Regions from separate parts of the Homo sapiens genome. Here all the other regions are linked to region 1. Evidence: read pairs that join two places in POLR2A ChIA-PET (ENCODE). Cell type or tissue: GM12878. All regions are shown on one strand. Each heading gives the region's core, and the rest is flanking DNA. Links, peaks and the distances in the headings are about the cores only.

Evidence for each region. Peaks named below come from ENCODE experiments on the same cell type or tissue, not always from the same donor. Only the 100,000 strongest peaks of a DNase experiment are listed, where the experiment ranks them.
Region 2: POLR2A ChIA-PET joins it to region 1 with 5 read pairs; 3 of 35 experiments call an interaction of 5 or more read pairs at or near these places.
Region 3: POLR2A ChIA-PET joins it to region 1 with 9 read pairs; 2 of 35 experiments call an interaction of 5 or more read pairs at or near these places.

Annotation. Positions count from the first base shown.
Region 1 is chr4:41,063,756-41,069,804 of GRCh38, forward strand. APBB2 (amyloid beta precursor protein binding family B member 2) reads right to left here. Exons shown (of 18, transcript NM_004307.2): 4 at 1,821-1,918. Among named protein-coding and RNA genes, the nearest start is that of APBB2, 150 kb to the right of the region's middle. RefSeq lists enhancers at 1-416, 6,024-6,049. In GM12878, for the core only: no CTCF peak of the experiment used is centred there; a DNase peak (open chromatin) is centred at 2,516.
Region 2 is chr4:41,196,215-41,202,263 of GRCh38, forward strand. The region is part of intron 1 of APBB2 (amyloid beta precursor protein binding family B member 2); the gene reads right to left. Among named protein-coding and RNA genes, the nearest start is that of APBB2, 15 kb to the right of the region's middle. In GM12878, for the core only: no CTCF peak of the experiment used is centred there; no DNase peak of the experiment used is centred there.
Region 3 is chr4:41,218,017-41,224,065 of GRCh38, forward strand. UCHL1-DT (UCHL1 divergent transcript) reads right to left here. Exons shown (of 3, transcript NR_102709.1): 2 at 3,321-3,468; 3 at 2,058-2,332. Among named protein-coding and RNA genes, the nearest start is that of APBB2, 6.5 kb to the left of the region's middle. In GM12878, for the core only: no CTCF peak of the experiment used is centred there; no DNase peak of the experiment used is centred there.

The sequences.
Region 1 (6,049 bases), core at 878-4,877:
GCAACCTGTACCTCCTGGGCTCAAGCAATCCTCCCACCTCAGCCTCCCGAGTAGCTGGGACTACAGGCACATGCCACCATACCTGGCTAATTTTTGTATTTTTTGTAGAGACAGGGTTTCATCATGTTGCCCAAGCTGGTCTTAAACTCCTGGGCTCAAGTGATCTGCCTACCTCAGCCTCCCAAAATGCTGGGATTTTTTTTTTTTTTTTTTTTTTTTGAGACAGAATCTCGCTGTGTCGCCCAGGCTGGAGTGCTGTGTCGCCCAGGCTGGAGTGCAGTGGCGCGATCTCGGTTCACTGCAAGCTCCGCTTCCCGGGTTCACGCCATCCTCCTGCCTCAGCCTCCCGAGTAGCTGGGACTACAGGCACCCGCCCCCACACCTGGCTAATTTTTTGTATTTTTAGTAGAGACGGGGTTTCACTGTGTTAGCCAGGATGGTCTCCATCTCCTGATCTTGTGATCCGCCCGCCTCATCCTCCCAAAGTGCTGGGATTACAGGCGTGAGCCACCACGCCTGGCCCCAAAATGCTGGGATTACAGACTTGAGCCACTGCTGGGATTACAGGCATGAGCCCAGCCATAACTTTCCTATAAAGAAAAAAACTGAGCTGCACAAGGTAATAGGACTTAAAGATGAATATGAATAAGCATAATTACAGAAAGGATATGGGGGCAAAAGCACTTATGGGGAATTACCCCAAATTTCCCCTGACTTGGAGCCAAAATTCCACAGGTTCCAAAGGAAAGCAACAAAAACAAATAAATATCTATACAGCTGCTCCAAGGCCAAAAGACTGCAGGGAGCAAGAAGTAAGTCTGAGACACACTGCCCTTCATAGAAATAAACATAGATCATTAAAGGGAAGAATCATTTTTCTCCCAGGTTAATCAGGGGTAACGACAAATAGGAAAAGGCTACAACTATAGCAGTTCCCAAAAGACTGCTGGAAAAACTTTAGTGTTGTGAGACATCGAAGGTCATCCCTGAGGGAACTGAAAGAGTTTCCTCCTTTGGAGAAGGCTAAGAAGTAAGAGCCAGGAACTCCCTCCCTAATACATATTAAACAGAGACATACCCAGGGGACCTCTCTTCTGGGTCCATGAATTTTGTGATTATAAAGGAATTCAAACAATCACTGTGAAACGTTTTTAATTTATGGCATTATTATCATTTCAAATGTTAACATATTGTGATGAAAAAGGAAAGCTTAAAAAAATAAAAGCCTGTAGAAGAATAGATACATTAGACCAGGCATGGTGGCTCATGCCTGTAATCCAGAAACTTTGAGAGGCTGAGGTGGGTGGGATCTCTTGAGCCTAGGAGGTCAAGACCAGCCTGGGCAACACAGCAAGACCCCATCTCTACAAAAAATAAACAAAATTAGCCAGGCACGGTGGCACATCTGTAGTCCCAATTGCACCGTAAGCTAAGGTGGAAGGATCACTTGAACCAGAAGTTCGAAGCTACAGTGAGCTGTGTTCATGCCACTGGACCCCAGCCTGGGCAACAGAGCAAGACCCTGTCTCAAAAAAGAAAAGAAAAATTTGGAAAAAAAGAATGGATGCACAGAAACAGAAAAAGGAGATTGTTGACATACACTTCTGGTCTTATAGGGCCACTTAATTACAAAAATCCTAATTTAGATAACATTTCTTACCATGCAATATTTAAAACTTACCCTAGAGCAATCCATTCTCTTGTATTTCTAAACATCCTTATTTAAACCTTTAAAGCTTTTACCAATTCAGTACTCTTGTGATATTCTACAATGAAAATTAAAGAGAAAAAAGCAAGAGAGAGACTGATCCCATACATACATGAGCTGCCTGGACAACAGTGAGCCCATAGCGACAGTCAACACATTGGCAGAGGCCTCGGCAGTTCCCAAGTCCTCAGGAAAGACTGAGATGGTTAGCTGTGGTGGGGGGAGAAAAAAAAAAGGTAGAAACAAAACAGAGACTTAGGATAATGACAGCTTTTTTTTTTTTTTTTTCATTAAAATGCTAATGATGACCACATATTTCCAGATAACCATGTTTATGAATTATTCATAGTCGCATGCAAGATGAAGTCTCCCTGTCACCGCAGGCAGGCCCAGGGCTTGCTGATGATTAGCATGCAGGCCCTGCAATAAGTGTGACAGAGGTGCAGGTCACTGGAAGGCTTGACCAGGGCTGGCCTTCTCTGACCCCCATCAAAAGTCCAGGCAATCTCACCTGCGTTTCCCTGATGCTTTTCTATTCTTCCTTAACATCAAGGAATAGCACTGCCTGGCTGTTTGCTCTGACATCTGAACTAATATCCTATAAAACTTTAAAAGCTTGAAATGAGGAAATTTTTTTTTCTGTATTGGAGAGGTTAGATGTCATGTTGATTGGAAAAAAAAAAAAACTTTTCAGTGACATATAACATATAGAAAATGCACACACGACAATGGACAGCTCAATGTATTTTCCGAAACTGAAAATACACCAGATGAAAAACCAGAACATTATCAGCACTGCAGAAGTCCCCTTCATGCTCCCTTCTAAGGGTGACTCCTACGCAGAAATTATTTTTGCCCATTTTTGTGGCCATCAAGTCGATTTACTGTCAGTTGATTTTTTATTTAAAAAACATATGCAGAACACCTACTATACACCCAGCACCATGCTAAGCACTGTAGCTACAAAGATGAATAAGATACCATCTCTATCTCTAAGGAAAGTGAAGTCTAGGGGAGGCAAAGGATGCACACAAACTGGCCACCCTAGGGCCATGGGATGAGCATAATCATTGAGATTCATATCAAGCATGGGCGTCTAGTCCAGAAATGGACAGGTCAGGGAGGCCTTCCAAGAAAAGGGGATGCCTAGCATGTCCTAAGGCTGGGTAGGAGTTAGCCGCGCTAGGGATGCGAGACAAGGCGATGGAAAAGGGAAAGGTAAGAAACCGCATGGTATAGTCCAGAGTTGCTGGCCACTCTCTAGAGTGAGGCCTGCAGAGTGAGGCCAGAAAAGAAGCCTGGAGCCAGATGGCAACCATGTACATGTCTCAAAGAACTCTGACTTTATCCTGGGTGTAAACAGCCACTGATGGGTCAGATCTGGGTTTTGGATGCATGATTCTCTGGGTGGATTTGAAGGGGGCAGGGTAGAGGCAGGAGACCTGTTCGGTTGTTACAATCATTCAGGGAGAAGGAAAGGGTGGAGATTAGGGCAGTAGAAGTAGGTAGAGAAGAGGAGAGAAGAATTAGTACTTGGAACCATCCGGAAGTTCAAAGCAGAACACTAGGTTTATTACACATGGGTGGATGGTAGTGACAACCAAGGTAGAGAACATAGGAGAAGAAATAAGGAAGACAAGGAATTTAGTTTGGGGCACTAGAAACTGAGGCATCAGTGGCTCACGCCTGTAATCCCAGCACTTTGGGAGGCCAAGGCAGGCGGATCACCTGAGGTCGGGAGTTCGGGACCAGCCTGACCAACAGGGAGAAACCCCATCTCTACTAAAAATACAAAATTAGCTGGGCATGGTAGTACATGCCTGTAATCCCAGCTACTCAGGAGGCTGAGGCAGGAAAATCGCTTGAACCTGGGAGGCGGAGGTTGTAGTAAGCTGAGATCGTGCCATTGCATACTCCAGCCTGGGCAGCAAGAGTGAAACTCCGTCTCAAAAAAAAAAAAAAGAGAGAGAAATTGAAGCGTGGAAGATTCAGGGGGAGATACTGAGATATTCTTGAGCGTAAAGCCTGGAGAAGCAGCTTGAGAAAAACATAAAGGCATAAAAGTGATTACAACATAGAAAGGAGCAGAGATTGTGTCAGTGAGTGACGTCACTGCAGGAACATAGACAGAAGGAGAACATTACAGGATCAGTGCAGAATCCTGGAGAACACACATAACAGAATGTGCAGAGGAAAACCATCTTTTGAAGAAGACCCAGGAAGAATGGTAGAGAGGTACCACGGGATAGAAAGAGATGAATAAAGATAAAAAATGAAAAGTATACCTTTGGATTTGACATTTAAGAAGTCACTGTCCACCTTGATGGAGAGCTGTTTTAGTGAAGTGGTGGAGGCAGAGATAACAGAATAAACAGAGCAAGTGGAAGAGCCCAGGAAAGGGAATGCGTGGCTGCTGGAAGAGACTAAGTGCTCACAGCGCATGGCTACAGGCTGAAGGACTCAGTTCAGGGGGAGAGGCTGAAAGTCTAAGGGGGAAGAGGTAAAGATGGCCTGAGATCTCAAAAGAGGTGGGCCAAAGGGTCAGGAGTACAGATGAAGGGACTGACCTCGAAGAAGAGGGGAGTCCACAATCCTCGGATATTAGAAGGAAAGTACAGTAGCTCCCCTTTGTCCATGGGGGATGCATTCCAGGATCCCCAGTGGATGCCTGAAATCATGGATAGAACCAAGCCCTATCTACCTATACTATGTTTTTTCCTATACATATGTACCGATGATAAAGTTTAATTTCTAAATTAGGCACAGTAAGAGATTAACAATGATACCCAATAATAAAATAGAGCAAGTGAATGTGGTCTCTATTTCTCATAACTATCTTAGTGTACTGTACTATGGGAAACTGCAATCACAGAAATGAAACTGGGTAAGTGGGGGCTACAGGAAAGATAAATCTGGCTATAGTAAGTTCATAATGAATAGTATTGGGATTTGGAGGCAATAGACCAAATTGCATCAATGTTTCTAGAAAATAGTTGGCAACGTCTCTTTGTTGAGAATGAGATGACAGGTAAATGGTCTGAGGACATGGATCTTGAAATTCTTGGTTTCTGGCAAGCAATCCCCCCAAATTAAAGTAGTCTAAGTCTGTTTTAAGGTAAACAAACAAACAAGGCAGTTTGTACCAAGATAGAAAAGAGCATTTATAAGTTTTACCCCTAAGAGTAGAACTTCAGAGTATCAAAAAATACTATTATAAGCAAAAGATCTGGAAGATGTCTTTTCTTAAAATGATCTCAGGCTTTGGGTGTCAACATTTCCAAAGGTGTACGTGTAGTTTAATTAAGCAAAACTATTACCAACCATCTTTTTTTTTTTTTTTTTTTTTTTTTTGAGATGGAGTCTCGCTCTGTTGCCAGGCTGGAGTGCAGTGGCGTGATCTCAGCTTACTGCAACCTCCGACTTCCTGGTTCAAGTAATTCTGCTGCCTCAGTCTCCTGAGTAGCTGGGATTACAGGCACATGCCACCATGCCCAGCTATTTTTTGTATTTTTAGTAGAGATGGGGTTTCACCATGTTGGCCAGGATGGTCTCGATCTCTTGACCTTGTGATCTGCCCGCCTCGGCCTCCCAAAGTGCTGGGATTACAGGCGTGAGCCACCATGCCTGGCCCTACCCACCATCTTAGAAAGCTTCTTGAATTGCTCCAATTCAAAGGTCCTTCCTACCATGGATAAACTACTGAAAATGAAAAAGAGGCAGACATTTGAGAGTAAAGGCAAGAAGGAAGGGAGAATGGGTTGGCAGTGGCACCTGCCACTGAGACTTCCTAGCTGCCTCTTAAAACAGTAGTTATGCCATCCCACTGTGATCTCCTGAACGCTTTTCCATCTAGGGTTTTAGCCAATTCAGAAATGGAGTGGAGTGACTTTATACTTGGAAAGTATCCCAGTAATGCCAAAGGAGCAAGATTCATTAGAAACCCGATGCGATGGAAAACACCTGGAAAAGCAGCTTTTATGTTCCCCAGACAGCCTTTGTGATCTCAAAAACTCTAAGACTGCTCTGCGGTTTGTCTATTCTGTTAACAGGAACAAGATCCAGGCCATTTCTGGAACTTGAAAGGATTTTAGAACCAATGCTATCTGCACTGAAGTCAGTCAGGACAGAGATGGTTTCAAAGGCATCAGATGCCTACTAACTGGAACACTCATCTCTGTATCCTCGGGGCATAGGATGTAGTAAGCAGTCAATAAATGTGAAATAAATCAATAAACCAATACATTAGTGAAAAGCTTTCACAACTAGGAGGTAAGGAGGCCAATTAAATGGTGAGAACAGAAATAGTCTATTTCTTCTTTTCCTACCCTAACTGACTCAAAG
Region 2 (6,049 bases), core at 655-4,654, 130 kb after region 1:
TCTAGTTCATTTTTCATCACAGCACTTACAGTTTGTAATGTCAATTACGTACTATGGTTAGTTACTGTCTATAGTCCTGACACTGGGTGCAAGTGCCACCAAAGTTCAGATTTTCATCTGTTGTGTCCACTTACTATACCCCTAGCACCTAGTGGGTACTCAATAAACACATGCTGGATGAATACATAGGTAACCTTTGCCCAGCCACTTATTATCGCAAAGATTTTAAACACATTCAATGCAAAAAAATTCCATTATCACCATTTTGCTGTTTTTGTCTGGAACTTTCCAAAACAATTTTCAATTAAGCATCTCCCCCAAAACCTCACTGCCCCACATCCAGTGCTGGTCTTTGCTGTTCCTGTCGTTGAGAAAAGCCCCCTGCTTTTTTTTTTTTTTTTTTTTTTTGCAAGTGGGGAGAGGCTTAGAAGGTTTGACCACAAGTGTTAACAATTATCTCCAAATGTTGAAATTTCTAGTGATGTTTACTTTTTAGTCTCTTTTTGCCTGACTCTTGCCATCATGAGCACATTTTCCTTTCATGATCAAAGAAAACCACAATTGGAAATAATCCTCCTCTTCAAAAATAAAAATAAAACTAAGTGAGACCACAGTTGAAATCATGCATTTGCCATCATAGCTCTGAAATGTGTGGCCGAAGAAATCCCACACACTCCTTTCCCCCTCTGAACACAGCCCAAGTGAGGCGGCACCACCACGGAGGGTGTGCTCCAGCACTAGTTTTTTTAAATTGTATTAGTTCTGAACATAGACTGATGTCACTGGGTAATTTGAAGACAATTAACAACAAACCAAAACTATCTTTAAATTGATCACTTAAAGATACAGGTGGTTCACCAGATTTAACAACAAAATCATGTTGGCTCAACATGCCGGTTTATTTTTTTTATTTTGCCTAATCAGCAATCTGTACACAACTTTGTGCCAATGTCTGGCCTATTTTAATATTTTTTTCTCCTGCTCGAACAATATGCATGTTATTTTTTCCCCTCTTAATACCAGTGTTCAAATGGTGAAAGTTGTTTTCAAGAGAGTATATGGGCTCAGGGCCGCAGCATTTATCCAAGCCCACAGGAATCACTGAACTGAACTAAAAATATTTGATGAGCCTTCTTAATGCTTATCTTCCAATAGCAAATACAAGAATAATAACACTAATAAAAGCCAGTATTTTCTGAGCACTTATTTTGGCCAAACACTGATCTAAGCACTCCAAGTTATCTACCCAAAGCCTGTGATCCCCACTTAAAAGATGAAAATACAGAGGTACAGAGAGGTCAAGAAAGTGACTCAAGGTCATACAACAGTAACTGGCAGAATTTCAATCCTGGCTCCAGAGTCTATACTCTTGTAGCACTGTGACTGCTGGGTGTCTGCTGTACCTGCCAACGTCTTTAGAGATGCTTCCTCCCACATCCTCTAAGCTCTATTCTGCCTTTGTTGCCTGGCAAACTCCTACTTAACCTTCAAAACCCGTCTTAAAACAACTTTTCCTGATACTCCTAGGAGATTTAATCACACTCTTCTTTCTACCCCCATATTCTTTGTTCATATGCTATTTCACTAACATGTAGACGAATAAGTCTCCCCCATTTGACTATGAGCTCTATGTGGAAAAGAGCTCCATCTGATTTATGCATTAACTCCCTACACTTAATAAAATGCAAAAGAATGAATTTACAAATTTGAGGCCTTTCTGGTTTCATTTGATAATATAACAATATTCATTACGTGCTGACTATTCTAGGTACTTTAAGTATTTTAACTCATTTAATCCTTACAATAACCCTACTGAGAAAGGCGCTATTATTGTCTCCATTTTGCAGATGTGGAGGTAGAGAAATAATTCAAAAATTCTATCACTCCCCAAGGCCAGAGCTGATAAGAACTAGAATTTAAACCCAAGCAGTCTGGCTCCATATTCACCACCTCCCTAATACATGTCTCTGAGGTCCACAGGAAAGGCTACACCCAGCTCTTGCCCATAATGCTACCACAAGGAACATGTCCTTCTTCTTCATGTTAATGGAGGAATAAGCGCCTGATGGATCTAGGAAAGCAGGGATCCTGTCTGCCTGGGCCAACATGTACACTTACTGGCTAGCATATGGCCTGTCATTAAAGAGGAAGTTCAGGAGATATTTGTAGAATTATCAAAAATCATTTCCTTTTAGCTTTGAAACAATTGGTTTTTGAAATATAATAGCAGCAAGCACTGTTCAAAGTGCTATACATATATTGTTTTATCCTCAAAACAACTATAGGAAGATGGTGTTCTTTTTAGTCCTATTTTACAGATGAGTCAACTGTGGCACCATGAGGTTCAGTAACTTGCCCAAGATCACAGCATTAGAAGGTAAACCCAGGATTCAAACGCAGGCCGACTGACTCCAAAGGCTTGTGGATTAAGTGTCCTGTGGCTGCTGTAAGAAACTGCTATAAACTGGGTGGCTTAAAACAACCAAAATTTATTCTCTCTCGGTTCTAGAAGCTAGAAGTCTGAAATCAAGGTGTTGGCAGAGCCATGATCCCTCCAAAGTCTTCAGGAGAGGACCCTTCCTTGTTTCTTCAAGCTTCCGGTAGCCCCAAGCATCCCTTGGTTTGTGGCAGCACAAGTCCAGTCTCTGCCTCCATCTTCGCATGTCTTCCTTCTGTGTGTCTGTGTGTCTGTCTTTATACGACACTCTACCTGTGTGTCTGTGTCCAAATTTCCCTCTTCTTCTAAAGCTTAAAGCAAGCCAGGATAAGCAAAACAAAACAAAAACAAATTTCCCTCTTCTTATAAGAAAACCAGTTATAAGGAATTAAGAACCCTAACCTACTCTATCCAGTATGACCTCACCTTAACATCTGCAAAAACCCTTTTCAAAATAAGGTTACATTTGCAGATATGAAGTATTAGGACTTCAAGTTATATTTTTGGGGGGGACACAATTTAACCCAAACAGATGCCCTCAATAGAACTGACTCCAGAGATGCACAGAGATAACTCGAGTCTCTTTAACCAGTTACCTTATAAATGCAAGATTTGCCAGTTCTCAAACTACCCTTCAGAGTAAGGAAATGGTTAATGGTTTGAGATTCAAGGTTTCTCTTTATACAGGTAAATGGAACACATCCAAAACATACATGAGAAACTTTCTTTGTCATAAAAAAGCAAGTCTTTCCCTAGAAGAGAAGCTAGTTAATATACCAAAAAAATTCCAAGGGCAGTACTTATAATCTGCCTACCTGCCCACTGCTAATTTATTGTGCACCTCCTTTTCTTGCACTAAAGCAACACCTTTGAATTTTGACCAATGAACAATAATTAAATAATTTGATAAGAGCAACCTATAATCATTGATATTTTATTTGTTAAACTCTTAATAGAGGTGCCCATTTATTTTAAAAGCTTGTGATTCTTTGGGATCTACAGCTAACAGTTTAAGATTACATGCAACTTTCAAATTTTCATTAACCTGACAATAACTAGCCTTCAAGGAAAAACATAAATGAGGTACATAATTATTCAAGTAAAAGGGTATGTTTTGAATTTATCTTATTAATAGCTTCACTGTTCTTCCGGTGTCTAGTGGCAAACTTGTGCATTTGCTCTACATCAGCTATACTTTGTTCACTTCTAAATCATGAGAAATACATTCACCATGCACTGGCAGCCTGATTTCCTCTGTATGCTAGAAAACAAAGAAATTTCCACAATAGGCTAATTCAGAATTTGGCCCTTTAGACAGATTTGGGGAAATGATCTGGTATGAGTAATTGTTAACCAACCCACTTCAAGAATTACTCTTTGAAATCATTGTTAACCAACCCATTTCAAGAATTACTCTTTGAATGACATCAGACACAACTAAATGAATATATTACGCTAGCATCACCTACATGGTGAAAAGCACCACGTAAGTTCCTTAACTCACTTTAAATACCAAAATACAGCATTCAAGTCAAAATGCACTATAGAGCAAAGCTGGTCAAAGCAAACATTGTGGTGAAAATGACATTTCTGAAAATCAAATTCTTATCATAAAATTCAATCAGCTTTCTTGTATTCTATTACCCTGACTGAAATAGAAGAGGAAGTACTAACAGGTTATTCCAAAGGATAATTCAATAATTTTGGAAGAAATGAATGACCTATTTTTTTTTTAAATAAAATTAGCCTTTCTCTAGAAAAATTATACCACTATTAACATGGAATAATTTAGCAAGTAAAATTCTATTTTACTAGTACACCACATTAAAATGCAATTTTCAGACTAATATATTTACAGAGAATATTTTGAGACTGCCAGTTGCTCTCCCCTGGCGGCTGGAACTTATCCTCCGTGATTATCCTGAGCACATTCTCAGGACAGAATGCTCAATGATTTGAGAAATAACTGATTTTTTTTTCCTAAAGAAAACATCGCAATACCAGTTACAGCCTTTAAAAGTATGTGTCACTCTATAGAGCATGTAGAAATTTTCTTTGTTTAAAAAATGCAAAGTAGCTACAATTACAACCAAATACAGGTAGCACTTCTGACATCTTTCTCACACTGCTTGGTCCTTAGACCTCTCTATCGTCCTGGGGAATTCCCAGTGTTACAATCTAGTAGCTCTTGTGTTTTAAGAAAATATTCAGGGTGTGTGTACATGTGTGTATCTGTGCATGTGTATTCACATATACTGAGTGCTTTCTCCTTTGCAAATTCTGGCCCCTTAATCTTCATCTAGTGCAACTCTAGCTGCATGCTCTCAAACAACCTTAGTGTGCCTCACCTTCCCCATCTGTATTAGGAGATTATAACAGTATCTACCTCTTAGAAGTACAGCATCAAATGAGATAATCCATGCAGTGCATTCATCACAGTGACAGTTGCCTTATACGGAGGGCTCATTAAACACTGACCTTTATAATTCCTATAGGATCCCATAAGATTCCTGTAGGGAAAGGAGGTAACTTGTTTAGGGTTACCACGCTGATCAAATCAAACCCAGAATCAAATCCCAACTGATACATTTCCCAAGCCTATCAAACTGTAATATGAAGTATCAAACACAGAGGGACTGTCATCTGTATTTTCTGAAGATAATAAAAGGGAGGGGAGACAGGTAAGAATAAAAACCCAAACCATGTAGTTGAATAAAAAGCATTTTAAACCTACAAAAGGTGGAGCATCGCTAATCTGAAAATCTGAAATCCAAAATGCTCCAAAATATGAAACAAAATATGAAAAGTGGCTAAATATCTTGATTACTTGCTCTATATAGCAAGAACTTTCACATGTTATCACAGTAAACCCTTCCCACAGCATGGCCAGGTAAGTATCACTAAAGATATTTTACAGATGGGAAAAGCACACGTGGCTCAGGGAGAAAAAGCTGTTCACCTCAGGGCACCCACCTATATCCGTCTATCCCAGAGTAAGGCCTGAATTTAAACCCAGATCTATACAGATAAAGCCTATGCTCTCTTTAGAACAACATGGGCAAGAAAAAAAGGTTAGGCCAGCTAGTCACTTGGCTTTGAGAATACACTCAGCAGGGTAAATGGGAAAGGTGCCACAGTTTTTGAGAATATGCCAATCAAGTTCATTTTTACCAAATTATCTCCAAAGTGCAAGTCAGTAATATACACGGCCAAAAATACGCCCCACATAGATCATACCCAATTCACAATTTGAAACCTGTCTGGATGAGTAGCTTGGTGTCAAGTTCAGGTGAGTGGCGTCTATACCCTCCCAGCTCCTGGGGTCTGTGACTTCCCCGCTCCTCGGAGCTTCAGACCCAGCAGCAGATTGCACTGAGGTGAGAACATGCCCCCAGGAGCTTCAGTCTAGTGCAAATTAATTTCTCCTTGGAATTTTAACTATTTTTAAGTGTATAGTTCTGCAGCATTAAGTACATTCACATTGTTGTACAATGATCACCACCATTCGTCTTCAAAACTTTTCGTCTTCCCCAACTAAAATTCTGTACATATTAAACAGTAACTCTCCATTCCTCCCTCCCCGCAACCTCTGGCAACTGCCATTCTACTGTC
Region 3 (6,049 bases), core at 655-4,654, 150 kb after region 1:
TCACGGTCATGATTTTCTTCTGTAATGATTTTAAATACTTTAACAATTTAGTAATCAAAGTGAAATAAAAAACAACTCAAAACTCATGCCTGCAATAAGATAAAATCTAATTCTTCAAAACTCTGTCTACCTTCTTATCTTGAGGAATGAATTTCTTTTTGGAATGTTCTGACAGAGATCTGGAGGAACACCTTCTATTGAAGCAAAAATAGAGTTGAGTAAATGTCAAAATGCAGAGGTACAAAATACACACTGTCACACGGTACTAGTTTTAGAATAGCTAACTCTTACTGACTATTTAGCATGTGCCAGATACTGGCTAAGCATTTTCCATAGGTTATTTAACTCAATCCTCACAACTACCCTATAAATGAAGCACTATTATTATCCCTATTTTATGGATAGGGAAAGTGAGGCTTGCAAATGTGAAGCAGCTAACTCAAGGCACAAAATATTCATTGGCAGAACTGGGATTTGAACCCAGGCAGTTTTCCTGGAGCTTGAGCTCTTAAATAATACTATGTATGGAAAAATGTAAATACAGAGAAAATGACTATAATGATTCTCAGATAAGAAAGGAGAGGGAGTATTGTACTTACTCTCCTAAAGATAAAACATAGTAAAATAAGTTTGTAGTCCACACTAGGAAAAAACCTTTTGCTAGCTAATAAATTATGGTCCCCAAATATAGGACCAATATTACCCAGAGGTATGAGGCAGATGATCAAATATCGAGTGATTTTTCAGGGGTACCAGCAAGGCCTCTTCTCTGATGAACCCTCTACGCCTGACTGGTTTCTCTAGTCCTAAACCATCCAATATGGCAGTCACTAGCCACATATGCTTATTTAATCTGAAATCACTTAAAATCAGTTAGAATTAACTCTTCGGTTCCTCTTTCATACTAGCCACATTTCAAGTGCTCAGTAGCATATGGCCTAATGACTACTGTATTGGATAATGTAAGTAAAAAGCATTTGCATCACTGCAAAAAATTGTATTCAACAGTGCTGCTCTGGGCCTTAATGTCATTAGGGCAATCCTTTAATCTCTCTTCATACTGCACTATTCCTGGGAGGACCATGTTTCCATGGTCTACCTTCCCATTGAGCTTCAGTCCTATTTTTCCAAACTAAAATTATTATTAGAGTGTAGAAAGGTACAAAGAGGTACAAAGCATAAAGTCCCCTACTATCATGGAAAGAATAGGGGCACTGGAGTAAGACCTTATTTCACATTCCAGCTCTTAGTAGTTGTGTGACCTTGGGCAAGCTACTTTACCTCACTGAATCTCACTTTTCTTATCTGCAAAATGGGCATGTTAATTTTTTCATTATAGGTTTATTTAAGATTAAATAACATATGTAAAGCTTCTGGTAGGCCTCACATAGGATGATTTCCTTCCTTCCACTCCTATTTCAGTTAATGACATTCCCCAATTACTCAGGTTTCTAAACTAGAAATCTCAGTCATCTTCAATTCTTCCTTCCTCCTCAACCACCCGCATTAAATTAATCACCAAGCCCTTTTGCTCCCAACTCAGGAATGCCTGCCTCTCAAATGTGGGCCTGCCTCTCTGTCCTCACTGTCCACTGTCCTCACTGTCTTTTCATGCATATTTCAGAATCCTGCTAACCAACCTTGATGACACCCATCACTCCCAATCCAAGCCCTTTCTTCACACCGCTGCCAGAGTGATCCTTCTAAAAAAAGGTGCTGATGATGTCATTCTTCTCCTTTAAAACCGCTGATGACTTCCAGTTGCTTAAAGATAAAATCTTAACTACTAAACTGAAGGACACATAATCAAACTCCATCACTCCATCACTGCTGCTTGTTTGGTTGGTAATAAAAAGAAAATTAAAAATATAACAACCCTTATTCCATTTCAAAAATATATTTGGATTCCTCTACTACCAACCTCTTTTTTCAGCCACCCCGTCCCCAGCTCATACCTCTCCCTCTACCCAACCCCCACTACACCCACACGCCAGCAACTTATGCCCATGAGGCATTCCTGCAAGCACGTAGTGGCCTTTCCCGACTCTGCCCTTGCACACAAATCTCAGGCTGGACTAACACTTTTACATATTCTTTATCTGGCAGAATTTTACTTACTCTCTAAGGTCCAGTTCAGATATCACTTCTTCTATAAAAGCTCCTTCAACTCCTTCAGGGAAAGGTGGACACCAGCTCATCTGTGATGCCATAGATTTGAGATAGATTGTAGATGCCGTATTTGGGCTACCTGGGTTTAAATCCTGGCTGCATCACTCTCCCACTGCTAGTTTTGGGCAGACGACTTAAACTCTTCACCCCTCAGTTTCCTCATCTGAAAACAATGATAATCATAGCATGAATATCTTATTGTTGTTACCAAGCATGTGAGATATTGCACGTGAAGCTCGTAACAATGTATCTGGCCCACAGGCAAGCACTCAATACAGATTATCTTCAAATTGTTCCCACTATTATTAATTATCCATCTTATCCTTTTGTCTCAATGTGAATTTTTTTTTACATTTTAAATAATTTTCAATTAAATTTTTATGTTTTACATTTACATTTGATTTTTATATTAAATACAAGTATTTTATTACAGAAGTACTTCATTATTTATTGATTAAAATTTAGGAAATTCAGATGACATGCCAAAGAGATTACATTCTCTATTGTATGAGACATCTCTTGGTTACAAGCAAAAGGAACTCATTCTGGTTAACTTACCCAGAAAAAATAATTTCTGAGAGAGTTGTCAGGCAGCTCACTGTCTCAACCCAAAGATGGAGAATCAGGTTAAGAAAAGGGTCGGGATCCATGGAGGACTGGCGGCAAATAACAGACAAGACCACGGCACAGTGTGTCACCAATGGCACAACCCCATGGGCCACTTGCTGTGGCCACAGTTCCTGAACCTTTGCAACTTAGCTGAAGTAGGAAGAGCATCTTATCCCCTCTCCCACTCACCCACCCCACGATCTTTACCTATATTTGGTCACACACAGGCCAACAAATCTTGCAGTTACAAACTTTGGTGCCTTTGCTTATGCCGTTCCTTTTGCCTGAAATAGTCTCGCTCTGTCACCCAGGCTGGAGTGCTGTGGCACGTTCATGACTCACTGAGGCCCCGACCTCCCTGGCTCAGCCTCCCTCGTAGCTGGGACCACAAGTGTGCACCACCACACCCAGATAATTTTTTTATTTTTCGTTGAGATGAGGTCTCACTATGTTGCCTAGGCTGGACTCGAACTCCTGAGCTCAAGCAATCCTCCCACCTTGGGCTCCCAAAGTCGTGGGGTTACAAGCATGAGCCACCACACCTGGCCTCCTCACTTCTTGATTCCAGAGCTTGCCATATGTTTTTGTAGCACTTCACACATAGTACAGTTAGATGTTGTATCATTCTTTGTTGCCATGCTGTAAATTCCTATCTTCAGCCACATCACAGAGAAGACACTTGATAAATATCTGTTTAGTGAATGAAAGGAAGAAAAAAATTAAATTAGTTTTTAAGGCACTGCACTAAGCACTTCACAAACATTAACTCACTGGGCACAGTGCCTCACACCTGTAATCCCAGCACTTTGGGAGGCTGAGGCCAGTGGATCACTTGAGTTCACAGAGTTTGAGACCAGTCTGGGCAACATGGTAAAACCCCTTCTCTACTAAAAATACAAAAATTAGCCAGGCATGGTGGTGCACACCTGTAATGCCAGCTACTAGGGAGGCTGAGGCAGCAGAATCGCTTGAACTCAGGAGGCAGGGGCTGCAGTGAGCCAAGATCACACCACTGCACTCCAGCCTGGATAACAGAGTGAGACTCTGACTCAAAAAACAAACAAACAAACAAACAAAACCATCCAAATGTTAACGCAATTTAGTCTCAATTTATAATAGTTTTTCCTCAGATAGGCTGATTACTCTTTTATAACAGAGGAAACTGAGGCCAAGGGAGTGAAATTACTTTCCAAAGGTCACACAGCTAAGGGACAGAGGCAGAATCTGAAGAAGGCAGTCTCGCTCCAGAGCACAGGCTTTCACCTAAAGAGATGTTATGACTCTGTGAAAGGTAGTACAGGGCCCTTTTTCTAGAAAAATTCTACCACATCTTTTTTTGTTATTTAAAGTGCTGACAGTGTCTTGGTAAGCAGAGAAAGCTAATTAAATGTTTCTGTACATTTTTAATATTGAAAAACATATTTAGTAAATTTCATAAACACGTATTCAATCATTCCTGAACAATGGTAATAGACAGCTCTATACACAAATTCATAGAAACTCAAATGAGCACAAAAGCACACAATAAAATTCATCACACTCTTTGTCTCTGCCCTTCCCCCAGGTTACCAGGAGTTGTTAGTGCAGACACTGGCATTTTATTGAACTGGTTCCGGCTACAAGGAATTTATGTTCTTATGCCCAGGGCAATCTCCTTCCCTGGTTATATGATATCTCTCACCACTCCTAGAATCCCTCTTTTGGTTATCATCAAACAGCAGAAACTTGACTCCAGAGCACCAATGTGCAGGGTGCCTCACAAGTAATTGTCTGCATGATAAGGGCAAGAATTTAAATCTTGTGAATAGAGGAAAACCATCACCTTCATGTTCACAGGGTACATAAATTACACCATCCAACCTGAAAAAATACTCCATTTTAAATTCATATAAACATAATTAAATAGGAATGGGGAATCTGAAATGAGGAACACTGAGAGAGAAGACATTTAAAAATAACTAGAAATCATTTACAAGAGAAAATGCTTTGCTCATCCCAGAGATAGATAAAATATATATTGCTAATTTGCAAAGACATTGATAGTCTTCTTGATCAAGCAAGGGATTTATAGTCTCCTTTCTCTATTTGTTCCTGCCAGTATCTTCACTTTTAAGTGCCTCATTACAAGGTCTGCAAAATAGGAAAAGAAAGGAAGATGGAGAAAAAAGATCTAAAGATTTCTTTTGCTTTTAAGAGCTTATTATAACAAGCAAACATTTGTCATTAGGTTAAATGAAAGAAAGCTAGCTCCTTACAAATATCTGAGATCATAAAAACCAAACTTGGTGGGGAAGGGACATTAGTATAGGAAGAGGTATGATTAAAAGTAATAGCACAGAATTAGTAGCTAATATGGAAGTTAGATATTAGCAAAAAAAAAAAAAAAAAAAAGATTCTTGGTAGGGTCAATTAGATAAAAGGAAAAACTTCAAAAGGATATAACAAGTGCTCCATCCCGTGAGACTTTTAGAATTAACCTGGACAAAGAGCTAGAATATATTTCGTAGAAAGCAATCTTTTCTGACAAGCTGGTAGATTAGCTCTAATTGATTTTTCCACCTCTAATTTCTTTGACTCGCTGAAATGCTATTTGTAGAAGACAAATGAGCTTTCCTTGAGGTTGAATTTTCTGTCTTTATTTTAATCAAATGAGATATGATTTCTCATGAAAATGGTTTCCAAGTCAATGGCTTTGCAAGTAATAATTTAACTCTTATTTAGACAATAAAAGTTTAAAAATCAAAGTTATAGCATTAGTAAACATGACAAATCACCATATATTTTCTTCCATCATGCACTGGCAAAATTCTTGGAATAAAGTTTCCAAGAAGTGAAGGAATAGGGTACAGGAAAAGTGGAGCAGGCTAATATTCTACCAGTTTTTACCTTTTTGTAAAAGGTAAAATAGCTTCATATCCTCTCTAGAAAGTTATCACTAATAGAAAAACACTTAGTTCTGTTGAAATTATGTTAAAGTTTGTATCAGATAACAGTTCTGAGAACATTAGGTACAATATCGTATGCATGTTATTTATGTTATTTGTTGTCATAAAAAGAGCAAAATTAAAAATGTACTAGAAAAAGTTTTGCCTAGAGTCTGAATTTTCTAAGAGAACACTTAGGGAAAGAGGAGAGGAAGAGGAAATACTAGGTGAGGCAGGGGATAGATCTCTTTCTCCTCATATATATATTATATATATATATTTAATATCTAAAGTCTTATATATATATTTCAAAGCTGTTTCTACAAATTTTAATGTGTTATTTTTTT